Linked DNA regions of Homo sapiens: region 1 is linked to region 2. A link is an interaction called in ENCODE POLR2A ChIA-PET data of the cell type or tissue named here. Cell type or tissue: Caco-2. All regions are shown on one strand. Region 1 has its middle 9.4 kb from the start of MOAP1. Region 2 overlaps ITPK1 (inositol-tetrakisphosphate 1-kinase).

Region 1 (5,000 bases), 130 kb before region 2:
TCTCAGTCTATTTAAATGAGAACATTCTTCGTGATTCCACTTCACTCCCAGCTAGAGCGTCTCTCAACATTGGAAACCAGATCAACTTCTGAAAGTTACTTATTTTAAAGAGAATGAAATTGAAGTTCAGGCTGGGCGTGGTGGCTCCCACCTGTAATCCCAGCACTTTGGGAGGCAGAGGCAGGTGGATCACCTGAGGTCGGGAGTTCGAGACCAGCCTGACCAACATGGAGAAACCTTGTCTCTACTAAAAATACAAACATTAGCCGGGCGTGGTGGCGTGTGCCTGTAATACCAGCTACTTGGGAGGCTGAGGCAGGAGAATCACTTGAACCCGGGAGGCAGAGGTTGCGGTGAGCTGAGGTCGCACCACTGCACTCCAGCCTGGGCAACAAGAGTGAAACTCTGCCTCAAAAAAAAAAAAAAGAAAGAAAGAAATTGAGGTTCAAAGCACTATGGAGCTATGGTGGGTTCCCACATGCTCTCCTTCTGCTGCTGCCAGCCAGCCTCACTCTGCTTTTAGAGATGTTGGTTTTTTGTTTTGTCTTGTTTTTTTTTTTTTTGAGCCTGAGTCTCACTCTGTCACCCAGGCTGGAATGCAGTGACGCGATCTTGGCTCACTGCAACCTCCGCCTGCTGGGTTCAAGCGATTCTTCCCCCTCAGCCTCCCAAATAGCTGGGATTACAGGCACCTGCCATCATTCCTGGCTAATTTTTGTATTTTTGTAGAGACAGGGTTTCACCACGTTGGCCAGGCTGGTCTTGAACTCCTGATCTCAGGTGATCTGCCTGCCTCGGCCTCCCAAAGTGCTGGGATTACAGGCGTGAGCCACCACACCAGGCCTAGTTTTCTTTTTCTTTTTTTTTTTTTTTTTTGAACTGGAGTCTTGCTCTTATTGCCCAGGCTGGAGTGCAATGGCACGATCTCGGCTCACTGCAACCTCCACCTCCCGGGTTCAAGCGATTCTCCTGCCTCAGCCTCCCGAGTGTCTGGGATAACAGGCATGCGCCACCACACCTGGCTAATTTTGTATTTTTAGTAGAGACGAAGTTTCTCCATGTTGGTCAGGCTGGTCTCAAATTTCCAACAGGTGATCTGCTTGCCTTGGCCTCCCAAAGTGTTGAGATTACAGGCGTGAGCAGCTGCACCTGGCCTATTCTTATATTACCATATAAACTGGGTAAGTATGTTAAATAAATTAGTGTCATTTATTACACTGATTTACTGATAATTAGTCATTAATTCACTGTAAAGTAGGCTTGTAAGTCACCACCCTAAAAGGTGGTTTGGGAGTCAGAGGTTGAGTCTACAATAGTAGAATTCTACAGATGAGGCATGTGAGGTTCAGAGAGGGTGAGAGGCTTTGCTCCAGGACACGAAGCTAAGTAGTGGTGGGGCCCAACTGGGAACCTGAATCTGAGGCTGCTTCTGTCTTGCTCTGTGACCTGAGCTGAGATGCTTAATTCCTCTTCGACTTCAGTTTATTTACCTACAAAATCTGTGCTCTCTTTTAGCTCTAAAACTCTGGTACTCAGAGGATTCTTTTGAGTATCTCTAAACTATAAACTGGGCCGGGTGCAGTGGCTCACGCCTGTAATCCCAGCACTTTAGGAGGCTGAGGTGGGCAGATCGCTTGAGCTCATGAGTTTGAGACCAGCCAGGCCAACATGGTGAAACCCCATCTCTACCAAAAATACAAAAAATTAGTTGGGCGTGGTCGTGCATGCCTGTAATCCCAGCTACTTAGGAGGCTGAGGCAGGAGAATCACTTGAACCCAGGAGGCGGAGGTTGCAGGGAACCGAGATTACACTACTGCACTCCAGCCTAGGCGACAGAGTGAGACTCTGTCTCAAAAACATAAATAAATAAGTAAGCTATAAACTGACACTAAGTTCTTAATATTTGTCATTTAATATGTGTTTCCAAATATTATCAGCATATCTTTTGATGAGTGTGCCTTTTAACTCTCCCACTAGATTCTATACTCCTCTTCAAGGAGTATCATATCCCTAGATAAGCCCAATACACTTGGAAGGTAATCAATATTTCTTTTCTTTTTTGAGACATGGTTTTACTCTGTTCCCCAAGCTGGAGTGCAATGGTGCAAACACAGCCCACTGAAACCTCAAACTCCTAGGTTCAAGGAATCCTCTGACTTCAGCCTCCTGAGTAGCTGGGACCACACACACACACCACTATGTCCAGCCGATCAATATTTCTTGTTTTTTTTTGTTTTTTTGTTTTTTTATATGGGGTCTCACTCTGTCACCCAGGGTGGAGTGCAGTGCCACGATCATGTTTCACTGCAGCCTTGACCTCCCGGGCCCAAACAATCCTCCCACCACCTTAGCCTCCGGAGTAGCTGGGACCACAGGCATGCACCACCATGCCCAGCTAATTTTTTGTCATTGTTTGTAGGGACAGGGTTTCACCATGTTTCCCAGGCTGGTCTCAAACTCTTGAGTTCAAGAGATCCACCCGCCTCAGCGAGAGTAGGCATGAGGAAATGAATATAATCATTGGTGAACCTGTTTCTAACCTTGTAACCTAAACCCAATCCATTACGTCTCTTCTCTGTCTCTCTCCAATAACAATAATAATAATACAGCGTAACTTATGCTACAGAAGAGACAACACTGTTCGCTACCACCCAGCACAGCAACTATTAACCCTTTTCCTCTTTTGTAATTAAGATTTGTTCACCCACTTTACAGAACCGTTAATATCAGAGGAAGCTCAGCCTCTCTCTAGTCCTAATAGAAAGAGTGGGTGGTAAATCTTTTGTTGTTGTTGTTTTTGTTTGTTTATTTTAGAGATTGGGTCTCACTCTCTAGCCCATGCTGGAATGCAGTGGTGCAATCATAGGTCACTGCAGCCTCGAACTCCTGGGCTCAAGTGATCCTCCTGCCTCAGCCTCCTGAGAGAGTGGTAAATCTGATAAGTTTAAATGACTTGGTATCCTTTGCCAAACTGCTTGCTATAGGCGTGGGCAGATAATTCAGGTCTAGCCAGTGAAATATGAGCAGCTATTTTTTAACCTGTCTTCATAGGAGCATAGACTCTGGTGCCAGATTGCCCCAGGTCAGATTCCAGCTTCAGGCCGGGCACAGTGGTTCACACCTGTAATCCCAGCACTTTGGGAGGCTGAGGCAGGTGGATCACTTGATGTCAGGAGTTCGAGACCAGCCTGGTCAACATGGTGAAACCCTATCTCTACTAAAAATACAAAAACATTAGCCAGGTGTGGTGGCGCATGCCTATAATCCCAGCTACTCGGGAGGCTGAGGCAGAACTGCTTGAACCTGGGAGGCAGAGGTTGCAGTGAGCCAAGATCATGCCACTGCACTCCAGCCGGGGCGACAGAGCGAGACTCCGTCTCCAAAAACAAAAATATTCCAGCTTCACCATTTTCTAACTCTGTGACCTTGGGCAAGTTGATTAACCCTGCCTGGGGCCTCAGTTTCCTCAACTGAAAATGGGGATAGTAATGAAACTCATTCCCAGGGGTCATTGTGAGGACCTAGTAAACCTGTACCTGTAAAGTGCTGTCAGCCACTGCACAGTGAATACTCAGAGATAGCTCTTGTCTCTGTTCACCACTGCTGCATCATCAACTAACCCGGAACTTAGTGTCTGAAAGCAGCAATGGTTTAATAGCTGTTATCTCACAGTTTCCGTGGATCAGGAATCTGGCAGCAGCTTACCTGGGTGGTTCTCACTCTCAGAGACTGCAGCAGAGCAGCCAGCCGGGGCTGCGGCTGTGTCTTACATGATCATCTTTCACACTCACCCACGTGGGCCTGTCCACCGGGGCTGCCTCATGACACAGGGCTGATTTCCCCTGGAAACAAGTGATCCAGGAGAGAGTGAGAGAGAACACCCACACGGAAGCCACCGTCTTTTAACCATCTTATCTCAAAAGTGACATCCCATTGCTGTGTCATATTCTATTCATTAGAAGCAAGTCGGTAATCCAGCCCATGCTCAAGGGGAGGAGAGAAACATGGGTGTGGATTCCAGGAGGAGGGAATCACTGCGGCTGTCTTAGAGGCTGCTGCTGACAGCTGTTAGTTTTACCTATGCAGAGAAAAAGCCTATATTTTTGTTACTTCTAACTTTATATTTTACCTACAAATGACAAAATTCCTCTATTAGAACTAGATTAAAAGAGAAAAAAATCCTCCATCCATTCCTTCATGTATCCGAGTAGTAAGCACAGAATTGCCCTGTGTCCATTCTAAAGGGTGCTAGAGGCCATTTGAGGTTCACTAGTGAACAGCCAGCATATGTTCACTTTTTTAGCGTACAAGCATAAGTGTCTCCTAAATCTTCCCTATTCCAAGCTGTAAATGTCCAGCTGCTTCTCGGCTTCCCCGATTCCCTCCTGATCTCACTTCCCTCCCTTCTGAGTGTACTTTAAGAATAAGCAATAAGCCGGGTGCGGTGGCTCACACCTGTAATCCCAGCACTTTGGGATGCCAAGGCAGGCGGATCACCTGAGGTCAGGAGTTCGAGACCAGCTTGGCCAATATGGTGAAACCCCGTCTCTACTAAAAATACAAAAACTAGTCAGGGGTGGTGGCGCATGCCTGTAATCCCAGCTACTTGGGAGGCTGAGGCAGGAGAATCACTTGAACCCAGGAGGCAGAGGTTGCAGTGAGCCAAGATTGCGCCACTGCACTCCAGCCTGGGTAAGAGAGGGGACTCTGTCTCAAAAAAAAAAAAAAAGAAGAAGCAATAACCTGCTTGGCCTCTGACACTCTCACACCTCTTTCGGAGTGGGGAGAAGACTTACCTTGTACCAACCAGCTTCTGGTTTCTAAGCAACTGTACCCTAAATATTTAACAAAAGCTTTTATTTTTTTACTTTTGTCTCACTCTTTTGCACAGGCTGGTGTACAGTGGCACGATCACAGCTCACTGCAACATTGACCTCCCAGGCTCAAGCGATCCTCCCACCTCAGGTGCCTGAGTAGCTGGGACTACAGGTGCATGCCA
Region 2 (5,000 bases):
TAATTAGTTCTCTGATTGCATGTAAGCCAAGGTCTCTAATTGGATTTTCTTAGATAGGGTTTCGCTGTGTTGCCCAGGCTGGAGTACAGTGGCTATTTCACAGATGCAATCATAGCGCACTTCAGCCTTGAACTCCTGGGCTCCAGTGATCCTCCTCTCACCTCCTCCTCCTGAGTAGCTGGGACTACAGGCACGTGCCATCTAATTGGTTTTTAAGTGCTGTCAGTACGTTTCAGGGAGACTCTCCACCCACTTTGCGCTAATCTTCCCCCATCCTGGTGATTTGCTGTAGAGTCTTTGTTATGGGGCAGGGGCAGCATAGCCTACTTCCAGCCTCTCAGTCTGCGGCAGTGCTCTTCAGGGTCACCAGGGGAGTTGAATTAAAAGGCCACTCTGACCTGGCCTCTGTGGTTTCCTGGCCGGCTGCATGGACCAGCCCTCAAGCGCTGCGGGAGGCAGAGCTGCTGACTGGCAGGGACAGGGGCCTGAGGTCTTGCCCAGAGGGGTAACTGGCCTCTGCTTATTTGTGAGAGGTGAGGCTTGGAGGTTTGGTTTGATCTTGATGCCCTGTGCCTGCAAGGGCAAGGAACCAGTGCCTGGTGACTTGGAACTAAGGCACAGACTTCCATTTCAGGCTCAAAAGCAGCATGGCACTGGGCTGCAAAGTCAGGGATCTGGTTCTTTAAGGTAGATCTTACAGGAGGGAGACCTTAAATGCCCCTTTCTTCCTGATCTGACAGATCCTAGAGCCCTGGGGCCTGCCCTGGCCAGGAGTCCTGGTGCTAAACCCTGTCAGGTTGGTGGGGAAAGGGCATTTAAGGCCCTTACCCTGTTAAGATATATCCTAAAGAACCACAACCCTGACTTGCGGCCCACGCTAGTCCGTCACGGTGTCGGGTTTTTCTTGCTTCTTCCTCTTCCTCCTTTGCTAGCCTTGGTGCTTGCGGTGGCCCTTCTGGCCAGGCCATAGACAGAGGCCACACCCTTCTTCCCTCTCTGCCGTGTTGCTGTCCGCTGGGCCACTGTCCCACCTCCTCTGAGATCTACAGCCCCACAGGGTTGGGTGATGGTTGTCGCCACATTGGTCAGTTCTGCATCTGGGTCAGTCCCAGGGGCTTGCATGGCTGGCTGTCAGTCCTTTACCTGGGGGGCCCTGTGGCTCATCCGTGGCCCTCGAGTTCCAGAGTTTCCATCTGCTGCCAGGCCGAGTGCAGCATCCTCACCAGCTTCACAGCCAAGCAGAGGGATGCCAGTGTTCGGCCTAGGCTTCGGTTTAATTTTTATGCTAGACTTTCTCAGTAATCGCCAGCACAAACTTATTCATGGTCCCTTCCTTGTGTCTGGATTTCAGCTTTCCTATCTCTGCGGAGGGGGTTGGACCAGATTACACGTGGGTGACTCAGATATACCTGGGCCTGCATGCAATCTGTTTGGCCCACACAGGAATTTTACATTCTTTCCTTTGAATTTGTTGCCAGTGTTTAAGCTGGTTGCCCCTTAGGCCCCACCATTCTCTGTTGTCCCACACCACCAGCCTCATGGTTTACATTTGCCCCATGGGCGCTTCAGTTTGTGACCCTCCATTTGCTCCTAGGACCCCCTCCTCACCTCCCCCCCAACCCCTCCCACCTGAATTCCTCAGTACCCTCTGGCTCTGTCTTCCCAGGGTGATGGGACAGAAGAGGAGGGAGGCTAGAGCCTAGCCATCCACAAGCCGGGTTCCAGAATGGTTGGATTTGAGAAATCTGGTGAAGGGGAAAAGATTTTTCATTTGCCCAGAACTCAGGGTAGTGGACTTGGGGCAGTAAAGGTCTCAGGAACAGAGTTGAAGCCAGAACTGTAGGAAGATGTGTATTGGGGCCTTCAGGTGGGCGGCAGGAGAGGAAGGGTGGGGCTGTGGTCTGGGAAGGGCCTCCTGCAGGATGCCAGCCTGCCACCAATGAGGGGAAGGAGAACGGTGGCCTGGGCATGACGTGCGCTTGGAACAGATTCCTGGTGACACCACCCCCAGCCTTGGGGCTTAAAGATTGTGGTGTAATCCAAGCTTGTTTTAATCAAGCCACAGATAAGAATGAGCCAGGCTGAGGCTGGCTACGGCCTGAGTGCACATTCCTGCCTGGTGCACTTTGTTCTTCATGTAGGTGGGGCTGGGCGGGGCAGGGAGGCTGCCCTGCTGCCTTGGACCCAGGATGGCATTTCCCCTGCTTGACAGGGACACTTGGAATTTCCTGTTGGAAGTAGCCCCAAAGGAAAGAGTGCCTGATGGGTTGAGCCTTGGATGTGTTCGGTGCTTTCTGCAGTGACTCCACAGAGCACTGGGCTTTTGCAGTCTCTACTGTGCTGTCTTCGGCTTTCCCACTGGTATTTCCTGCCCTCAGAAATCCACCTGCCCCACATCTCTTTTCTCCCCTTCTGTCTGTGCACATAAACTGGGGTGGATTTCAATCCGATCTCCTTAGCTGTGTGATCTTGGGCAAGTTATTTTGCTTCTCTGAGCCCCAGCTTCTGGTTCTGTGTGTGCTGTGAAACCACCTGTGGCCCACGTGGCCAATCCTGGGTCAATATTTTTTTAACCAATGACAAGAAGTTTCTAAGGGTTTTCCCCAAAGTGTGGGCCTCGGTGGGGAGCTGGCAGTAGCTGGATGAGAAAGAGTTTGGACTTCAAGTCAATTTGTAGAGTTAAGATTGAAACTTTTTTTTTTGAGACAGTCTCGCTCTGTCACCAGGCTGGGGTGCAGTGGTGCGATCTTGGCTCACTACAACCTCCGCCTCCTGGGTTCAAGCTATTCTCTTGCCTCAGCCTCCCGAGTAGCTGCGATTGCAGGTGCACGCCACCATGCCTGGGTAATTCTTGAGTTTTTAGTAGAGATGGGGTTTCACCATGTTGCTCAGGTTGGTCTTGAACTCCTGACCTCAAGTGATCTGCCCACCTTGGCCTCCCAAAGTGCTGGGATTACAGGTGTGAGCCACCGCAGCCAGCCATGATTGAAACTTTAATTTCCTTCTCCTTGTCCGAGGCCCTTCTCCCTTTCTTTGCCCACCAGTTTCTCCCTCTGAGCGCTGCAGCCACCCCACAAGCCCCAGTGCCCTGTCAGGCCCATCAGGACATGCAGGTGGGGCACTGGCCTGAGTTTTGGATCTTTGCTTCAAAGCCGTGTTAAGTCCAGCTCTGCCTTGTCCCAGTTCCCAGCCCTGTCGCTGTTAGGGGTATCCGATCAGCACCCTCAAAACTAGAGAGATCGCAGCCTCAAACAAATCCTTTTGGCAAATGGCTGCATGTTAGGAGGGTTTTGGTGACCCAAACATGTGCCAGGCATGTTCCAAAACCCCCAGCATCAAGGCCCACTCAGGGATTAGGGTCGAAGCTGCTTGGCTGGGGAGAGAGGGACTGTTTTTGTTCTTAGCCACTTTCTGTTCACATATGGCTATCATTCACTGAATGAACGTTTACTAGAACAGCAGGGTGGCGGAGTAGAGAAAACGTGTTTCCAGTTTGCTGTACCTGTGTCAGAATCTTGGATTTGTTACTGTGAGATTCAGGGCACTTGAGTCATTTGTTCTCTAGAAGGTTAATTTCCTCAACTTATAAAATAACTTGATTTGTACCTCCTGCAGTGGGTGTTGTGAGGACTGGGTGAGAGGAAGTCTGTGAGGACCCAGCATGACACCTGCACATGGCAGCTGTGTGGTAGGCGGTCACTGCTGTTGTCATTTAGTAGGTGGCCCTTAGGATTAGACACCGCGGGGGACACAGGCTGGGTGAGATAGGGTCCTTGCTACCAGGAACATATGGTTAACAGGGGGCTGCAGGATAGATTTGCTGTGTTTTGGGAGTTCCTAGCATCTGAACCCCCTCTGAGTTTACATCTGAGGATTCTCTTCCATATGTATCTTGGAGGCCAGACAGGAAAGGCCAGGAACTCTTGTCACCTGTAGTGCTGGGTGCGAGCACAGGACTGGGGCCTGCCAGCCAGACCCACCCCCTGGTGCTGGGATTCAGGAAGCAGGACAGGGAGCATTCGTCATGGTGGCTCAGTGGCAGAGGCAGGTGCCAGATGGGATGCTGAGCCCTGTGTGCCCGGGTGTGGGCTGGGCAGGGGCCTTGCCTGCCTGCCTGCCTGCCACAGGGCCTACTTTCACTGTGCTTCTCTGGGTGAACAGCCTCCCTGGCAGAGGCCCGGTTTCTGAGCGTGGCTCTCCCAGCTTCCTGTGTTTTCTGACCTGCACAGTGGCCTTTTAGTGAGGTCCCTTGCTGCTCAGGTCAGCCCCAGGAAGGTTCTGGTGCTCACATCCCAGAACCTGCTGGTCTCTGGGCCTCAGAGTAACTCATACTGAGAGGAGGGAAGGATGCCCAGGCAATACTGTGCAGAGACAGGGTTGCCACTTCTGGCCGCAGGGAGGAGTCAGAGAAGACTTCTTGGAGGAGGGGGCATTTGAAAGGTACTTTGTAGGACAGAGGGCCTGGAGGGAGGTTCAGATCCTGGCCGGGCAGTGGAAGCCTGGCCCTTGCCTTATAGCCTCTTTGAAATGTAAATGATGCTAGTGCCTGTGGGATAGGGCCTTTGTGAGGAGTAAATGGTTGAGGACAGCGCCTGGCTAATCACTGATCAAAATAGCCCCCTCCTGACAGGGGATTAGGTTCATGGCTGTCGTATATACGAGACCAACCATCTCCCCCCACACTCTGTATTGATGGGGAGTGGTAGAGTTACACTTCTGCTCTGAGCTCAGTGCATAGACATCCTATCTTGTTGAATGTGCACGACACCTCGAGATGTAGGCAGGATCCTTCCTTTTTTACAGGGGAGAAGACGGGGCCTTGGTGAGGTGAAGTAGTTCCCAGGGCCTTCCATCCAGGTGATGGAGCCAGGACCTTGCTTCTAGTTCTCCTGCCTCCCAAGCTTGGCTGTTTCCTACAGCTGCATACGGCCCCACCCAGAGGGAGGCAGTCACCAGAGAAAGAGAATGGCAGTGACCCAGAGGGGGCACAGAGCTACTTC

The links. ChIA-PET counts read pairs that join two places held together with the same protein. Peaks named below come from ENCODE experiments on the same cell type or tissue, not always from the same donor. Only the 100,000 strongest peaks of a DNase experiment are listed, where the experiment ranks them.
Region 1: POLR2A ChIA-PET joins it to region 2 with 13 read pairs; 4 of 35 experiments call an interaction of 5 or more read pairs at or near these places.

Annotation. Positions count from the first base shown.
Region 1 is chr14:93,173,002-93,178,001 of GRCh38, reverse strand. No RefSeq gene overlaps it. Among named protein-coding and RNA genes, the nearest start is that of MOAP1, 9.4 kb to the left of the region's middle. In Caco-2, no CTCF peak of the experiment used is centred here; no DNase peak of the experiment used is centred here.
Region 2 is chr14:93,040,717-93,045,716 of GRCh38, reverse strand. All of the region lies in intron 3 of ITPK1 (inositol-tetrakisphosphate 1-kinase), which reads left to right. Among named protein-coding and RNA genes, the nearest start is that of ITPK1-AS1, 24 kb to the left of the region's middle. RefSeq lists enhancers at 1-253, 4,478-5,000. In Caco-2, no CTCF peak of the experiment used is centred here; DNase peaks (open chromatin) are centred at 1,008, 1,406 and 2,056.